Linked DNA regions of Homo sapiens: region 2 is linked to region 1. Evidence: chromatin loops called from intact Hi-C (ENCODE). Cell type or tissue: IMR-90. All regions are shown on one strand.

Evidence for each region. Hi-C counts contacts between places; a loop is a spot of excess contacts. Peaks named below come from ENCODE experiments on the same cell type or tissue, not always from the same donor. Only the 100,000 strongest peaks of a DNase experiment are listed, where the experiment ranks them.
Region 2: a loop joins it to region 1, with 2.3 times the contacts of the local background. A loop is called at or near these places in 2 of 110 quality-filtered maps.

Annotation. Positions count from the first base shown.
Region 1 is chr19:44,447,295-44,449,794 of GRCh38, forward strand. ZNF229 (zinc finger protein 229) reads right to left here and starts at 1,178. Exons shown (of 6, transcript NM_014518.4): 1 at 1,015-1,178; 2 at 219-306. In IMR-90, no CTCF peak of the experiment used is centred here; a DNase peak (open chromatin) is centred at 1,207; H3K4me3 peaks cover 1,181 bases; H3K27ac peaks cover 706 bases.
Region 2 is chr19:44,173,976-44,176,475 of GRCh38, forward strand. It overlaps ZNF226 (zinc finger protein 226), which reads left to right. Exons shown (of 6, transcript NM_001032373.2): 6 at 1,523-2,500. Among named protein-coding and RNA genes, the nearest start is that of ZNF226, 10 kb to the left of the region's middle. In IMR-90, no CTCF peak of the experiment used is centred here; no DNase peak of the experiment used is centred here.

The sequences.
Region 1 (2,500 bases):
CAGTGTAAGCCTTTACTGACCCAGTGACACACTACTAGGAGCCAAGAAGAGAATACACTAAATAAAGACACTGGGAAATTCCTCAAACCTCCCCCATTTCTAGGGGAAGGCAGGTGTGGCTAAGGGGTCTGAATGAACATTTGTGATATCAATGGGATGAAGAATGAGGTCACCAAGAGACCTGGCATTGCCACAAAAGAGAACCAAAGTTCACTCACCTGGAGCTCTAGTGTCAAGAGATGTGGGGTTATTTCTCCTTCTTTTATACAATTATCTCCGAGAAACGAACAATTCCAAGAAGGAAGCCTGTGAAAGAAAAATGAACAGCAGGATAACATGATTTAATCCCAATTCCCACCACGCCACAGGGGGAAATCTCTCAGTGCCAGCTGGATGTAATCTACCCCTTCCTGTAATCTACCCTCGCTACTTGCTTCAGGAGCCGAGGAAAAGAACCTCTCTTCCTACAGGACTCAGAGTACAAGGGACACGCCATTCCTGATGCCCAAAGAAACCGTCTACAAGCCTACTTTCACTGCCCCTTTCAGGAGACAAGGAGAATCAAGACAAAATCTCAAGATTTTAATCCAGAGCTGACTGTCACATGCTGTGGGACACTTACAAGTGAAATTCTGCCTGTGTGTGCTTAGGCGGCTACAAAAAGCAGAGCCAGCAACGATACAGCAAACCAACTCCTAGGACTTGCACAGCGCTTAATACATTTCAAAGGATAAAATTAGAACACAGGGAATCAACTTCCTGTTTACAGAAATGACTTCGCAGAAAACTCTGAAATTACTCCACAAGTGGGTGGGCGGCTACCCTGAGAAAATTCATGTCATCGATCCGCAACTGACACAGTGGAGTCTCCCGCACTGCAGATCTCATCTCAAAGCCAGAGCTGGCCTCAAACTGCTTTTCCAAGCCTGGACTGCGAGGGCTGCCGACCCGGGCCCACCCCGCACAGGCGCTCAGAATGTTCGATACGTGCGCCTCCTTACACCCCTGCCTCACCAGGCCGAGCTCATGGAAATCCGTGGGCTTCGACCCTCCGCCGCACGTTGTCCCTTCACACTGGTCCTATAGAGCCGATCCTAATTCCCATGGCCTGACAGTACAACCGCATGGAGATGCACGTCTCTAAGACGCCTCACCACTGCCTAAGAAGCAATCAAGGTGACGCGCCCACCGGAAACGGAAGTAGTCGACTCGAGGTGTGGGACTACCTTTCCCAGAACCCTCCGCAGCGCAGTCCGATCCTAGGGGCGATGGTGTCGTAAATGCGCGTCCACCTCGAGTCACGCCCACTGCGAGGCGGCGGGAGGCGGCATGCAAGGTGTTTCTGAGTTGAAAAGAATGTCTTTACTCAGTACTAACATATTCGCGTTGTAGCAAACCTGACTATATTCTCAAACAAGCCCATCATCCCATCACCAGGGATATAAAGCATTATTGATTTTCTGGTGTAAAAGCCAACTAAATATTTATTTCAAAAGTAGTTCATATTACATGTAAAGAATGGTTTAAAAAAAATTCTTACTTAATCCCTGGTTTATGTGAGTAAATATGAATTCTTAAGAATCCCATTTCCCAAATGGCATCATAATATTTTGTAATCATTTCTTGCCACAGGTCATATATCGTGGATAGTTCTGTATGTCACAAAAGACGTAGAGATACATAGAGATAATAAAAAAACACAAATTATTTGCAATACTTGCCTAGCATTCTTTAGTTTTTAGGGAAGTTACCCCTTTGTCCTGCATTGAACTTACACTTCTAATTTTATGATATCAAAACTACACACAATCACTTTCTTTAATATTTTCCCAATTTGATGGACTAAATATCCTGTCTTATTTTCCCAATTTGACAGAGTAAATATGCTTATTACCGATTGCATTTCATTGTCATCTTTTATTGTCATACACTCTCTGTGTATGAATGATATCGCTTCTAAGTGATGAATTGCTCCCCCAGTTTCAACATTTATAAAGTAGTTTAGAAAAAAAAAAAAACAAAAAACTTCATCTGACAAGGTATATCAGTCTTTTCATTTGTGGCTTCTTTTTTTTCTCCAGTATGACCAAAAAGACATTCCTTAGCCTGATTCCCAATAAGTGCATATCTATATTCATTTCAGGCTCTTTCATTTTTCTTTTGAATCACCGCGTGATTCATTTAAGTGTATGATATGAAAGGAAGATGGAGTTTCCTGTTTCACCAAAGGATTGTCTACTTTTCTTAACAAAATTTACATAAATATTAATTCTTTCCTTTCTGATTTAAACGGCATCCTAATCACTTACTACATTACTATATATATAATGAAATATTTTCTGGGATACAAGTGTGTTCTGAAGATAGAGATTGCTTTTTCTGTGCCATGATGAAAGGTTTCAGTTACAGTGATAACTCATTTCCTTATCTCTCCCTCCTTGTTGTGTTTCAAAAATTTCATCCTAGAAGTTCTAGAACTCTCTCTTATAAACAGATTATC
Region 2 (2,500 bases), 270 kb before region 1:
TATATGGCAGAGACACTATAAATATTAGTTGAATAAATGAGTTAATGGAAATCTGTCTTCCATGGAGGTAACTAATAGGTGGTGAACAAATCAGCATAAATAAGGGATATTGCAAAATATTTTTTGTCTTCTAATGAATTCCTAACCTAATTCTAATTTCTCTTTGTGTGTGTGTGTGTGTGTGTGTGTGTTTGCATGTGTTTGCCTGTCTGTACAAGTTGACCCATATCTTGGGGAACCTATAGTGTCATAGTTGTAACCAAACTGAATAACATGCTTTGTTTATGACTTTCTTTGAGCATTTGTAGCAGAGCATATTCATTCGGGGAGGGAATATTTTACAATAAGGACTTTTATTTCTATTTCTTAGGTATTCCCCCATAGAAGGGAATAAAATTCGATTTCCTTATCCATTATATCAGGAAAGAAAAAGTAAAACTAAAAACCAGGACATGAGCATTAGCCTTTCCCTCAAAATGTTTGCACAGTTGCATCCCATTTGCTTCTTCCAAAGTCCACATTCATAAAAAGAAATGGATCTTACATTGTTGCCTCTCAAACATTTATATCGTGTAGGCTTATATGTATGTCTTTAGAAGGCCTTTTATGTAATGACACCATTACTGCTTGTGATTATTCTGATATGATACTTTATCTGTTTTTTTTTCCTAAATATCACAAGCTATTAAATTTATTTCACAATTGACTAGTAGACCACTTTGTCAATTTGGAAAACATTCTTGTTAAAGACAAACATATCTACATCCAGAAACTTTCTATACCTTGCTTTCAAAGAGACAGCATTCTTTGCTAGCCTTCCAATTTTGACTCAGTGCAAAAGCCTTAGAAGGATCCAGTGCATAGGTCTTCATGCTTTCCTTTCACCCCAAGTGATTATCAACTTTGATTTTTCTCTTCAGCAATAACTCACTTGGTGTACCCCTACCTCAGGTACAGCTTTTCAACTTTGCAGCAAAACTGTACTTTCTAGTTCTTTTTGTATTTCAGATACCTTACTTGTAAAAGCTCTTTTGCTCTATGACCTGGCTCAAACTTAAACTTGGATTTGAAGTTAGAAGAAATGTTGGAAGTCATTTATATATGAAGAAATGTTGGAAGGACTCATATATGCATACATTCCTTGAGTGACTATGAATGACTGCCGGGCAGTAACTTCTGGGCTGTGGTTGTAAACTGTGAGCACTACAAAATGTTTTTCCTTATTGATACCATATTATGGTAGGAAAGACATGGAATAAAAAATTTAGATAGTATGTCAGTAGTTGTGTTTTTAAATGGGTTTCATTAGTGCTTAGCAATTGGGAGCTTGGTGGACCATCTCTTGGTTTTGGACCATCTCTTGGTTTCTGTCAGTATGTAAACCAGAAACTTCAAATGTGTCACAAAAGATGAGCAGAACTATCCCGAGGTTCATTAAAGTCTTTTACTCTGTCCTCAGTGTGAAATCTTAAATCTTTGAACAAAAAAATTCACTATCTCTCTGAATCCTTTGTCCTTACAGGAGAGAAAAATCAAAGTAAGTTAATTACTGTTCAAGACAGAGAATCAGAAGAAGAGCTTTCTTGTTGGCAAATCTGGCAACAAATTGCAAATGACTTAACCAGGTGTCAAGACTCCATGATCAATAATTCTCAGTGTCACAAACAAGGTGATTTCCCTTACCAGGTAGGGACAGAACTGTCTATTCAAATTTCTGAAGATGAGAACTATATAGTAAATAAAGCAGATGGTCCCAATAATACTGGGAATCCAGAGTTTCCTATCTTGAGAACCCAGGATTCTTGGAGGAAAACATTCCTGACTGAGTCACAGAGATTGAACAGAGATCAGCAAATTTCCATAAAAAATAAATTATGTCAATGTAAGAAGGGTGTTGATCCCATCGGTTGGATTTCACATCATGATGGTCATAGAGTACACAAAAGTGAAAAATCTTATAGACCCAATGATTATGAAAAAGACAACATGAAGATTTTGACATTTGATCACAATAGCATGATTCACACAGGACAGAAATCGTACCAGTGTAATGAGTGTAAAAAACCCTTCAGTGATCTCTCCAGCTTTGATCTTCATCAGCAGTTACAATCAGGAGAGAAGTCTCTTACATGTGTTGAGCGTGGAAAAGGCTTCTGTTACAGCCCAGTTCTTCCTGTTCATCAGAAAGTACATGTGGGAGAAAAACTTAAGTGTGATGAGTGTGGTAAGGAATTCAGTCAGGGCGCTCATCTACAGACCCATCAGAAAGTCCACGTGATAGAGAAACCATACAAATGTAAGCAATGTGGGAAAGGTTTCAGTCGTAGATCAGCACTTAATGTTCATTGCAAGGTCCACACGGCAGAGAAACCTTATAATTGTGAGGAGTGTGGGAGGGCCTTCAGTCAGGCCTCTCATCTTCAGGACCATCAGAGACTCCACACTGGGGAGAAGCCATTCAAATGTGATGCATGTGGTAAGAGCTTCAGTCGGAATTCAC